Linked DNA regions of Mus musculus: regions 1 and 3 are each linked to region 2. Evidence: chromatin contacts called from ENCODE POLR2A ChIA-PET data. All regions are on one chromosome and are shown on one strand. Each heading gives the region's core, a stretch centred on a gene start or an enhancer-like site at or near the end of the contact. The rest is flanking DNA. Distances are from core to core; before and after follow the strand shown. Region 1 overlaps Ptprf (protein tyrosine phosphatase, receptor type, F). Region 2 holds the start of Kdm4a (lysine (K)-specific demethylase 4A). Region 3 holds the start of Ptprf (protein tyrosine phosphatase, receptor type, F).

Region 1 (4,449 bases), core at 701-3,200, 92 kb before region 2:
TCATGTGGTAGGTGGTAGGAGAGAAAGAATCTGCCCAGACCCATCACAAGACAGAACCCACCGAGCTGGGCACACGTCTGTGAGCTAACAGATCAGTGGGGGCAGGTTGGGGCAGCGCTGGCACAGGCAGCAGCCTGATTATCTTGAGAGGCTTCCTGGAAAAGAGGGCCCCTGAAGATGAGTGGGCATTTGCTAACATAGAGGATTGCCCAATGAAGGAATGAGACTGGCAGAGTCATACCCCTGCCCTGGCCTTCTGAGCTTACGAGAGAGCCAGAGTCCTGAAGACAGCACAGGCCAGCGATGGGATCCCCGCCCCCAAGACCAGGTGTACGTTGGGTCCTGGTTATGACCAGGTTATTTGCAGGCATTAAAGTTGAGCAAGGTGCTTGGTAGGTGAAGGGGTCGGTGGTATGAAGCAGAGAGGCAGGAGACTGAAGAGTGTATGTGTGTGTGTGTGTGTGTGTTGCTTCTCCAAAGCCCCTATTTTGGAACATGGCAGGGCCCTCCCCCTCATGTTTATGGGTGGCCCGTCTAGACCCTGCCCTCTGGAGCTTCCGGCACAAGTGCTTTCTCTGAGCCTGTTTTCCTATTGCACAACAGGGGTAATCACTCCGACCTGTAAAGGTTAACCGAGGTCACATGGGCAAGGCACCTGGCACCTATTGAGTTCTCCCCCTGTTGCAGTGCCTCCTGGAGCCAGGATTGCCCTTGAGTGGACAGGGCTGGGGGAGGCTGCCAGGAGCAGTCACAGGAGCTCATTAAGTCCCCAGCTCATTGAGTCCTCAGCTCAGAGCCACTCAGGGCCTGGGAAATCACCTCTCCAGCAGCTCCCCTGCCCTCGTGGTCCTAAAGTGCTGTGTGTGCTTCCTCCGTGTGCAGTGCTGTTTGTGTGCCTGTGTATATGTGCTTCTCAGGGGAGGCACAAAATAGCAATCAGTCTCCCCATGGAGGAGCCTTGGAGGTGGCCCAGTTTAGCCGTCTCTGGAGTTGCATGTCTTCATGTCTCCAGGGGCTGTGCCTCCCTCTAGCCCAAGCCAGGCCCTCTCTCTGGTAACTTCCTCTCATGTACAGGGTCAGCGGTTGACATGTAAAGCATGGCCCAGGGTATCCTACTGTGAGTAGCTGCCCACGGGGTTGGGTGACACAGCAGGTAACTGTGACACAAAGCTGCTCCTTGCTTGTTCAGATGACACCTGTTTTCTGGTTCAGAAGTTTTGCTCATAGACCAACAAGATGGCTCAGCAAGTAAAGGCACTCAACCACCCATGGCGCGTACACACACACACACACACCACCACCACCACCACCACCAGCAGCAGCAGCTGATAAGGCCCAAGGCAGGGTGGCCGCAGTAGCCTGGCTTTGCCTGCCTGCCTGCCTGGCACCCCAGCTGGCAGTGGGGTGTGGGCCAGGCTTCCACAGTCTGGAAGAGGGGGCTAATAAAGGATGCAGGGTACACACAGAGGCAGGCCTGGATTGTGAGCAAGCTCAAGCTAAGTTCTCAGCAGAGTGCTTGCTTGACCTCTGGCAAGTGCATACAAATCAAGATCCTTGCTGGAATGGAAAAAGGGGGAATTTAGAGAAGCTAGCAGGAGCAAATTTGGGGAGACAGGGTAGAAACAAGATTTGACTGTGATCTCTGAAAGTCTCCTGAGGAACAACAGGAAGATCCTAGGCTAGCTAGGGCGCTGGAAGGAGGAAGAGCCAGGTGGCCCCGGGCCTCTGCGAGGGTACCCTTAGTCGGAACCAAGGCATAGAAGGCATAGAAGGAGCCTGGGACTGGAGGAGCAATGCCAGCCTGATCCTGGGCAGCACCCTGGCTCTTCTCCAGTCTCCAAGGGAGAGGAGTAGTTGTACCTCCCTGATGGCCCCAGGCCTTGGGCACAGGCCAGCCCCCACACAGCTTCCAGGTTTGTTCCTGCTGGCTGCTCCGGAGCTACCTGACTCCTGCCCAGCCTCGGCTCTTTGTTTGGCTCGGGAGGCCCCACCCCACCCCACCCCAGCACACTCCTAGTCTTTCTGGTTCTTCAGGTTCCAGCCTCTGGTTTCACTGGAGACACGTTGAGGCAGGACCTGGAGGGGCACTTATTCCCTGGGTTTCTCTCTTGCCTAGAGGGAAGGAGTACGTGAGGCCCCAGCCTTCTACACTCCTCTCACTCCTTCCTCTGTCCTCTTCTTCCTGTTCTGCACACCTGGGTGTCAGGAACTGGGTCAGACAGTGGGACAGGGCAGAAGACAGGACAGACATGGAATCTGCTCTGCCCAGGGTCATGGTCTGATTGGGAAGCAACTATTAAACACCAGAAAGGTGGGAAGGCTTTAGCTTCCTGTGCACCCCGAAACTGTGGGCAAACTGTGGGCGGCAGAGCGAGTTTGGTGGGGGTGGGGGTTAGGGAGGGATAGGGGAGAGTTTTCTGAGACGATGACGTTCAGAGGTGACTTAGGATGTTAGTGGGTAAGGGGTAGTCGAAGAGGCGCTTAGCAGAAGGTGCAGCTTACGCAAAGGCCCTGAGGCAGCATTGCTTATTCAGGGCTCTAAAGCCAGGACTCTGGGGAGCATGGTTGGGTCAGACCTGGCAGAGCTTTGTCTGCAGTGAGAGGAGCTTACTCTTTGTAAAGAGCAGTGGGAGGCCTTTGGAGAGATTTGATCAGGAGGAGGCTTGTTCTCTGGCTTCAGAATAGAGAATAGAGGAGGTGGGGTGGGGGTGACAGAGGCAGGGCCATCAGCCTGTTCAGCCAGCCAAGCCGTTTGTCCCATGGAGGGGATGCAGAGCTGGAAGCTACTGGGGTGGGGGAGGGGTTAAGAGATAACCTCAGTAGACCCTGGAGGAGGGGGCTTCCTCTCAGGCAGGTATTGGCAACAGTGATAGGCTTTGTAAATTCTACAGACTAGGAAAGATCCACACCTCTCTCCAGAGGCGGGGGTCGGGGTGGGGGTGGGAGGGTGGTAGAGGCAGAAAGGAGTTCAGAACTTTTGGGTCACCTGCATGACTTCCTGGCCCCTGCCTGCACTGGGCCCTCTGAGTTGCTCAGCCTCCCCCCCCCAGGAACAGATTGTGGTGGGTCCCGAGCTTTCTTCCTGGGGAGGACACAGGTTATTTAAAGTGAGTTTAGGATTTAGAATGTAGAGTGAACCCCAGCTCCACCCCAGAACACTGACTCATTGGTCCTTGTTCCTTCCACTGCTTGGATGTCTTTCCCTATCTCTAAAATGAGGGTGATTATGGATCCACTGACCCACAGGGCTGCTGATGTTAACAAGTGACTGCCTGCCCTGGGTGAAGGCCTGCCACTGACACATGTCCTTAAAAAAAAAACAAAAAAGACCAAAACAAAACCAAAAAAAAAAACCAGAATTGGTGCTGGAGAGCTGGCTCAGTGGTCAAGAGTGCTTGCAGCAAGTGATCTTGTAGAGACCTGGGTTTGCTTCCCAGCACCCACATCAGGCAGTTCACAGCCACCTCCAGCTCTAGAAGATCTAATGCCCCCTTCTGGCCACTGTGGGCATTGCACACATGTGGTGCACATACAGACAAGCAGGCACGTATACATAATACAGATAAAACTCCAAGAGTTTCCAAACCTTCCTCCAGTTGGCATCTCTTTCCTAGTCACAGCGTGCTGTGACAGTCACCTGTGCCTCTCCCTCACCTCGGCTACTCCTCTGCTTTTGTCTGACTTTTGCCACCACTGGCTGTTCTCTTCAACAAGGTCCCCTGCCTCCTGTGAACTTTTTGTGTCAGGTGTTTTGGACTTTGATGGGCCTACATTTGGGTCCCAAATGTGTCAGTACTCACTGGCTGTGCGACTCTGGGCATGTGACTTGGTCCTTCAGCCTAGAAAGCTGAGGCACCAGTTGTGCATGAAGTGACATAAAGTACCTGGCGCACAGTGGGCACTTTTCTGCCAGGGCCCAAACTGAGCCTGGGTTATGGGCAACAAGCAGATCCTCTGAAGGGCCAGTTCCCAAGGCACTGGCTTTCCTGCACCGTGCACTGGCTGCACTAATAGGAAACGGATCCACAGTCAGGATTAACGAGGCATTGCTACGTCTCAATGAGCCAGCTTGCTTGGGGCTGTGACCCTGGGTGGTGGGACATGGAGGGTATGGCCAGGCCTTGGCTGAGCCCCTGTCCTCCTCCTTTGGAGTAGGAACTCTGGAGCTGCCCATGCTGTGGAAAGGCAGTTGCCAAGCCGGTGGGGGCAGGGAGTTACAGGAAAGCATCCCTCTGGGAAGTCATCCAGAGCCTCTCAGGAGCTGGAATGTCCAGGCCTTTGGGGCTGTTGGAATGCAGGGGTAGGGAAGAGGAGGAGTCCCGGGGTCTGCCTAAGGCTTAGGGTAGATGGAAAGGCTCTAGGAGAGTCTGGGGCACTTCCCAGAAAGCAGTTCTCCAGTATCGTTTTTATTTTTTTGTTATTCCCGGAGCTTGGAATAACCAGGAGCCG
Region 2 (4,398 bases), core at 46-2,545:
CATTGGTAAACTCTTGCCATCCATCTCAACTCTCCTGAATTTGTTCCCCTTGAAAAATCCAGGCATGGACGAGAAGTTGTTTAAAAACTTTTTTTTTTTTTTTTTTTTGGTATTTTTTGAGACCGGGTTTCTCTGTATAGCTCTGGCTGTCCTGGAACTCACTTTGTAGACCAGGCTGGCCTCAAACTCAGAAATCTGCCTGCCTCTGCCTCCCAAGTGCTAGGATTAAAGGCATGTGCCACCACCGCCCAGCTTACTTTTTTTTTTTTTAACCTATTTATTTAGTGTGTTTGTGGCGGCGGTGACACTGCAATCCACTAAAGTCAGAGGACATCTTGTGAACTTGTATTGATTCTCTCCTTCAACAGCTTACCTCAGATCATAAGACTTGTGCCTTTCCTCTCAGTCATCTCTCTGTACCGAAGGGTTGGTTTTGAAAGCAGTTCAAACACAATACAACTCTTCTTCCCGGTGCTATCGGGAATTTTGCTCATGTTTTATGCCCTAGTGAGTTCTCCTCCTTATTTGACTTATAAGGGTGTTAACCTCTCTTTCTTCATCGTCCTTGACAATCTGGGAACTCCTTAAGGCTGCTCACAGCCTCTCAGGAACTGCTCCTAATGACTTCTAGGGATCCTGTTCGGCCCCCTGAAGTGCCTTTAATGATTCTTAGAATCACCCTGTTCGCTCCAAGAGCTGCTAATGACCCCAAATTTTCGCTCAAGGGGAGCCGCTTTTAAAAAGCCTCAGGGATATCTTCCTTCAGGATCTGTCCTAATGACCCCCCAGGGCTCCTTCTCCTGGAGCAGATCTTTACCTAACCCGCCTTGCCAGCAGGCGAGGGGCTTCTTAGAGAAGAGAGTCAAACTGAGAGTACTGGGCAAACTTGGACATGCTGGTCACGTTCTCTGAACTCCTTGACTTTAGAAACTTTCCCGGAGGTCTTCCATCGCCTTTATATCTTAGGCAAAGGAGTTACTCCAAGAAAATTAGGCTTATCCTTTCGCTAGAAACATCCTATAACCACCTGCTCGCCCTTCCCCATAACCGGCTAGCCCATTTCAGGGTATTCGCTTCTTTCTACCCAGCTTAACTATGGAGATCTGAGTCAGCCTCTGATAGGCTAACTCTGGATCCAGCCCTGATGCTCAGTGGCCCCAGTCCCCGGAGGCTCAGCGTTTTCTCCTGGCAACAGCTCGAGACGACGCTCATAGGCTAAGCGGACTCGTAGTTCCAGACGCCGAGTCGGTGTAGTGAGTGTTCATTGGTTAGCTGAGGACCTAAAGCCATTCTTGGGTTGGTTGACTATGGGCTCTGTGAGGCTGCGCAGAGTCAGACTTTAAAGGAGGCGGAGCTCTGTCTTTCGCCCTCAAGAAAGACAGTGGGATCGGCGAGTGGCGACAACAGCAATCGGGCCTGAGCCCTGCTAGGGCTTTAGGCTCCAGGTGAGAGCCATCGGGTTTTGGATTCCCCAAGGGGTTGATGCTGCCAAAACCCTTGGCCGTGAGCTCCAGTGGGGGAGGGTGGTGAGGTGGGTCTTTCTGTGCTCTGTGATCGACATGGGGTTTGAGCAATAGAGAAAGGAGCTTCTAAAATAAGTTTTGCGATTGGTTCTTTCCAATCTCTAGTGGCCAATGGGCGTCGGGAGAGGGGGGCGGGCCCACTGGGCCTTATTTTCTTCTTCCTGCGGCCGGGCCTCCCTCGCCTAGGCGGTGGGGCCGGGAGGGGCAGTGTCTGTAAGTGGTGTGTGGGGACACTGGGAACCGGGCTGCCTTTGGAGGGATGCCGCGGGGGTGGCTGCGGGGGCGGAGAGTGCGGGAGTTTCAGGTCACTGTTAGCAACAGCTGCCTTTATGGAGTGCTTACCGGGCCTAGCGTTTAGGGCTCGCTTGCATCATCTAAGTTAATCATACGATCCATCAAGGCAGGGGTTTGGGGTCCCCATTTTGCAGGTGGAGAAACTGAGACTCATCCAGTCCATTCACACAGCCAAGGTGTTAAAAAGTGACAGAGATCAGACCGGTATTCAGAGTTTTCACTCTAGAGCCGAAGGTTTAGCTCCCGGTACTCTTTGCTTTGTTGCTGAAGGCGGACGGGAAGGTGCCCCAGACCAGATTTCCCCAAGGGAATAGATCGCGGGAATGGAACCCTAGAGTTAAAGTAATGGGATGATCCGCTAAAGTGAGCAGAGGATATGAGTTATTCAGCAGTTACTGAGTGCCTACTTTGTGGCGAGCATTGTTCTAGCTTCTGGACACACAAAGATAAACAGAGCTAGAGGCAGATGAAGCAACATTGTGACCACCTTTGAAGCCCAGGGGAGGAGCCCCAGTCTGATATTTATGATACCTTTTTGTAAAAATTTCAAAAGTAGAATATATTGAAAATTTCCTTTTAAAAGGAAAAGTCTCCTAAATTGAATAGGCTTCAAGTTCCTCCACACTTTCAGAGAAGTCTTAGTTCATGTAAGTATTAGAGCTGAGGTAGCAGAAAGTGGTAGAAGATGCTTTAGAGGGGGCACTTTGGATACATTTCCTGGTATGTAAAGCAGGGATAACAGTATATCTTTTATGCAAAGTTAATGAAAAATGCCTAGCCAGAAATCCCTCCCTTGGAGTGGAATGGAAACCCAAGAGTTACCATGACAGGGTTTCTGTTTAATGCCCTGGAGTTTGCCTCCATGCTGCTTCCCAAAACCCATGCTAGGTTGTGGGCAGGTTGTAGGCAGCTTTCTCCTGTATAGTGAGTAGGACTGCCAGTGGCTTTGAGGAAACAGAACTCCTGGGCTGTGAGTGAGGAGGTCCAGTGAAGGACATACCAGTTTTGCTTCTAAACTGGCTCCTTTTTAGCATGCATTGTCTTTTTCTGGTTGTGGCGATTGTGGCGATCTGTTGTATTACCAACACTGGGTTTAGGCTCTGCCCACTTACTTGAGGACCTCATCCAAAAATGTCTATGTATTTTCTCCCGGCAGTTGGGGAGTGTGCCCTGTATTGCCAGCTCATTGCCTGCTTTCAGTGCAGTTGAGCCATCGGAGTTCATTGAGTACTGCTGAAACCATTTTGATTTAGATAGAAGAGTTTCCCTTCAGTGTTTTAAACTCCTAACATACTGTTACTATCAAAGTACTTTTAAAACTTGAACCCCCTGAAGCCTTAGAGTCTGCAGCTAAGTGACTTCTCAGTGGTTTAGAATCTTGTGATGCCGTGCTCCAGAAAACAGCCCATAGGAAGCTTTTTAGAAGCTCTGGCTGTCCTAGAACTCATTCTGTAAACCAGGTTGACCTGCCTCTGCCTCCTGAGTACTGGGATTAAAGGAGTGTTACCACCACCACATTATTCCCCTTGACCAGGTGTACTCATTGTAGATGTTGGATTACTAACTCTACATCCTGCCTTCTTTCTCCCTCGTGCTGGGCTGCTGGGCATCTTCTGGTTTCCTCGGGTTCTTTTTTTTTTTTTTTTTTTTTTAAAGATTTATTTATTTATTATATGTAAGTACACTGTAGCTGTCTTCAAACAATCCAGAAGAGGGAGTCAGATTTTGTTACGGATGGTTGTGAGCCACCATGTGGTTGCTGGGATTTGAACTCCGAACCTTCGGAAGAGCGGTCGGGTGCTCTTACCCACTGAGCCATCTCACCAGCCCCCTCGGGTTCTTTTTAAACGGAACAGATTCTGCTTGTCCATCTAGTCCATTTAAATAAGCATTGTAGTAGGGGGCAGTTCCTTGTCACTTACTTTTGTTCTCTTAACACTTCAGGTTTTTATCCTAGCAAAATCGGCCTCAAAAACAGAGAAGACAAGATGGCTTCTGAATCAGAAACTTTGAACCCCAGTGCTCGGATCATGACCTTTTACCCCACCATGGAAGAGTTCCGGAACTTCAGCCGCTACATTGCCTACATTGAATCCCAAGGAGCTCATCGGGCTGGGCTAGCCAAGGTAGGGAGCAGGAATGTGAACCTGCTTCGGCAGCCGCTATGAGAATATTTCTGGCCTCTGTAATTGGAAATTAGTGGCGGGCTTGTACTTATTTGCATTGAATTACTGATGCTCCTCTCTCTCCAGTCCAGTCTTCCTTTCACACAGCCTGTGGCAATCATGTTTCCTGAGTCCCTAAAGAGGAAATGGACAGTGGTGCTATTTTTTTTTTTTCTAAGTGAACACCAGGAAAAAACCTGAGTAGTCCTGATCCTTGCTGATAGGATGGTATGCAGGTGGGACAGGAAAGGGACATACAGAGCCAGTGTCCCCAGGCCTGGCCTGGGGCTCCATGGTTTACAGCTTTTACCTGCCACTGGCATTCCCAACACCTGCCCCTCTCATTTTGGTCCCCCCTGCACTGATACAGTTCGGTTTCCCTCAGGGACTTTCTTCAAGGGAGAGACTCACTGGCC
Region 3 (4,085 bases), core at 1,312-3,811, 110 kb before region 2:
TAGAGTCTTAGATGAGGGAAACACAAAGATGTAGATGTGGTGACAACTCAAGGGGACGTAACTCACGAACCCAGCCCAAGTGTGGCTTTCTGGAAGAAGCCAATGTCCCTCAGCAAGTATGAACTCTCTCCAGGTTCAGTAAGTTGAAGGGTGAGTTATCATATAACTATGTACAAGAACATTTAAAAATTGAGTTTGGCTTTGGTTGGGCTAATGTGGAGGTCAGAATTAACCAGTCTCTCCTCATCCCATCTGTGTCTCTGTCTCCTTCACGAAGTTTGCAGGACTGACGACCAATTGGGCAGGAGATCTATATTTCTGGTCCAGTGACTGAGTTTCTTGCCTGAGATGAATGGGGATAGACCTGAGACAGGAATTCTATTTATCTGAGGGACAGCTGAGACATAGCATAGAGAAGGGGCTTAGTCCAAGGAGCTGGAGCTCACACGGGGGCCAAGGGGTGGAAAGAGGCAGGAGAAGGAAAGACCTAGTATTGAGCCGTGGAAATGAAGAGACGACGCGGCCAAGTAATTGGAGAACCCGTGGTCATGGAGGGCAGGCTAGGCCGGTAAAGCCAGGGGAAAGAGCTGTTTCCAGAAGTCAGCGAAAAGGAGGTCGAAAATTATATGTTTTTAAACTGGGGAACTAAACAGTCAGAGTTCTGAAAAACAGACAAAATATATTTAAAGATGGATAAAAAAAAATTGCAGCAGCTCTCCCACAGCACAACAAAATTACCCGTGGGTGAAAAACCACTGCCTTAGGAGTATTCATTTTGATCTATTTGTCATCTGGGCCGAAGTGCCCAGATTCTCGGAAGCCAGGCCTATTGCCTTATCGTACACCAGGGGGCGCACGCGTACTGCTTGTGAATGCAGCTCCAAGACAAAAGCTGCCCTGTGATTTAGGTGTTCCCCTGAACTTGATCCTCAACCCAGATCCCTAAACCTAGCAGGTAACCATTGAGAACCCAGGAGCCTCAATAGTCCCCAGATCTTGTTTTTATTTCTCATCTGATTTTAAATTCTCAGAAAAATCGGAGAGATGCTATGCAGAGACCAGAGCCTTCACAAAGGATCTCACCTGATCCAGGCTGTAGAGGCCAGAAGGGTCTCACCTCTTGTCTTAATGGTGAAGCCTCGTGGTGTGGGATTGGGAACAGAAAATGGCTGGCGTGACCTTGATGACTTTCTAAGTGATAGTTTCACGTGAGGAGCCTGAAGGCTTTGATGCCAAGGCTGGCTCTTGTTTGGAGATCACCAAGTCCCTATAATCACAGCTTGGAATATAAATCTTCAAGCAGGTTATTGGTTTAGTCCCTAGCACTGCACACACTGGACACGGTGGCACGTGCATTTGAATTTGACATGAGGTCAGTGAAGTTCAAATGCAAGTGGATGGTTTCAGGGTGGTGTGGCTGTGGACAAGGAGTCTGGAATTCAATGCTAAGGCGTATACTGAACAGATCTTGAGACCGGGGATCATTCATATCTGCTAGAATTAGTGTAGATGTTGGGATATTGGTTAGCCTCTGGGTGGGGTTGACCTCAGATCAGAGCACAGGGGAAGAGCGGTGTAGAGATAAAGGTCCGTGTGGAGTTTCTGTAAAGCCAGTCCCATCTCAGGTTGCACAATTATTAGAGTTGGATCAGATTATTATACTAAAAGATCACCAAGATGGGAGAGGTATTGAGATCAGTGTCTGTATTAGGGTGTGTTCCCCAACTCCTCTGGTGACCCAGTTCCAATTTTTCTATTGGAATTGAGAGTTTCAGCGTTGGAGTGTTCAGCAATCAAGAGCAGAGGACTTGGGTCTGGTTCCCGGCACCCACACTGGGTTCCTCACACCCTCCTGTAACACCACACGGTGAATATGCATATACAAGCACACACACACACTGGCGTACACACACAAATACATATATAAATAAAAATCTTCTTTAAAAATCAAGAATCCCAGCAGGGAAATGTTCTTGTCTGGGATAGAAATAAAGCAGAGACTAGAACACATGAAAGCACTGGGCTCCGGTGTGAGGCAGCTGCCTTAGCATAGTATTTTCTTCTGTATAAGGGTCTCAATATCTATACCGGACTCCATTCAGACCAAGGGTTGGGGCTGCTATCAATATCAAACTTAGGCCAGGTAGAAGAAATGAAGCCATTTAGTGTTCGAATCTGTAATTGGAGTCCATACACTATAGGCGTTCAGTTAAAAAAAAAATTACTACTTTTTCTGATTGCTAGGCAAATTTTAGGGTCTGGACTCAACATTAGGTTTAAAGGTGGTTCTGGGTTGGATTGGCGGCAGGGGACCCTAGAGAAGTATTACGTACATGTGAGGATTTGGGAGGGTCTGGACTTTTGTGTCTAAGTTTGGTTCTATCCACGCTCGTTCCTGAGGTTTAAGCTCAATTTTGATGTTCCAGGCGGTTTAGACTTGGGGTTGGTCTGCAGCCTCGTTGGGCCTACAGCTCCACTCCTCTACAAGCGAGAGTGCACGAGGGGAGGGGCGGCGCCGGGGACGCGCACGGCAGGGGCAGGGACGCGGGCGCGGGCGGGCGGGCGCGCGCGGCTGGAGCTGGCGCGGGAGCGGTGGCGGCGGCGGCGGCAGAGGCGGCGGCTCCGGCTCCAGCTCCGGCTCCGGCTCCGGCTCCTGCTCGGGCGGCGGTGGAGGTGGCGGTGGCGGGAGCGGGCGACGGCGGCGGCAGCGGCGGACTGAGAACGGCGGCCTCAGCGGCTCGAGGGGGGACATGCAGACCGACGGCCCCCGGAGAGGCGGTGAGTGACCCCCCGAGCCCCCTTCGGGCCCCTCGATGCGCGGCCCTTCCGCGCCATCCCCACCCTGCCCCCGCGTCCGTGGAGCTGAGCCGGGGGCGGGCCCGGGGGCGCCCGGAGGCCGGGCCGCGCCCCCACCTGCCGCGCCCGCGATCTCGTCCGAGCCCCCGCCGCACCTGAGCCGCAGCCCGCACCCCCCGTGCAAAGTTTCCCCGCGCCGGTGGGCGCCCGGTTCCCCATCCGCCGCGGTCGCGCTCCGGGGGCGGCCTTCAGCCTCCCCCGCCGGCCCCGGGCGGGTCCAGGCCGCCTCCCCCGTCCCACGGCGCCCCCTCCCCGCCGGCGGAAGAGCCGCAGCCGACGCCGGGTCTCGCGGGCAACCGGGCGCACGTGCGGCCCCGGGACGAGCGGGGCGTGAGTTGCGAGCCCCCCTTCCCTGGTCTCCGTACGGAGCGCGGCCCGGGGAGGGGCCGGCCGGGCGGTCCCAACCCCCACCTCGAGCGGCGCCCTCGAGGCCCCAGAGCGGCTCGTCCCGGGAGGACGGGTGCGCTCGGACCCGCTCCGAAAGTTCACTCAGTCGCCTCCCGGCGTCCCGCCCCGTCCCGTCCCGTTCGGGTGTGCCTGGTCCCCAGTCTCTGCGCCCGGGTTTTCGTCTCGGCGCCTTTCTCGGTTTCCCTAGGTGTCTCCGGCTCCCTGTGTCGCTCACTGCCTCCCGATCTTCCTCCCTGCGGTCTCAGCTTGTCCAGCCGTGGGTTTCTCTCCCTTTCCAGTCTCTGTTTCTCTCCCCGAGTATCGGGTTCTTTCTCCCTGGTCTTCCTGTCCTCTTTCCCCAGGTCTCCGTGTTCCCTTTCTTCAGGTCTCCCTGTTCCCTCTCCCAGGTTTCCATGTTCCCTCTCCCCGAGTCTCCGTGTTCCTTCTCCCCGGGTCTCCCTGTTCCCTCTCCCCGGGCCTCTGTGCCTCCATGTCTCTGTAGCTCCCTCCTTAGGTGTCTCTCTGCTTGGTGTCTCTGAATCCCCCTCTGTCAGGCCCCCTCCCCCACGTCTCCGGAATGCGGCCCCTCTGGTTCTTCTTACCCCGGGAGGGGGAGGGGCTAGCCCTTCTCCCCATTTCTCCCCCTCCCTCTGCAGGGCCCCTGAGTTGGAGCAGGTGGGGTGGGAGCTCTACCTGCCAGTAGCTGTGGAATGGGAGGGAGGACCACCCTGAGAGCAGCCAGGGCCGGCCTGGGGATGCTGGATAACCAAGGGCTGTTGTTGAGGAAGACTCCACTTGTGCTGCTGAAGGGCCCAGGGTGGCATCCTGAGTGACCCGGTGCT

Evidence for each region. ChIA-PET counts read pairs that join two places held with the same protein, here RNA polymerase II (POLR2A).
Region 1: POLR2A ChIA-PET joins it to region 2 with 38 read pairs in embryonic stem cell. The contact joins the enhancer-like site here to the promoter of Kdm4a in region 2. POLR2A ChIA-PET finds 5 or more read pairs at or near these places in 3 of 5 experiments (Patski and embryonic stem cell).
Region 3: POLR2A ChIA-PET joins it to region 2 with 20 read pairs in embryonic stem cell. The contact joins the promoter of Ptprf here to the promoter of Kdm4a in region 2. POLR2A ChIA-PET finds 5 or more read pairs at or near these places in 4 of 5 experiments (Patski and embryonic stem cell).

The regions. Positions count from the first base shown.
Region 1 is chr4:118,269,957-118,274,405 of GRCm38, reverse strand. All of the region lies in intron 3 of Ptprf (protein tyrosine phosphatase, receptor type, F), which reads left to right. Among named protein-coding and RNA genes, the nearest start is that of Gm52705, 11 kb to the right of the region's middle. Within about 2 kb of position 1,950, at least 1 of the 3 ENCODE cell types and tissues checked has a DNase peak (open chromatin) inside an H3K27ac peak, as active enhancers do.
Region 2 is chr4:118,176,940-118,181,337 of GRCm38, reverse strand. It overlaps Kdm4a (lysine (K)-specific demethylase 4A), which reads left to right and starts at 1,295. Exons shown (of 22, transcript NM_001161823.1): 1 at 1,295-1,445; 2 at 3,762-3,943. The coding sequence starts at 3,806.
Region 3 is chr4:118,289,873-118,293,957 of GRCm38, reverse strand. Ptprf (protein tyrosine phosphatase, receptor type, F) reads left to right here and starts at 2,561. Exons shown (of 33, transcript NM_011213.2): 1 at 2,561-2,778.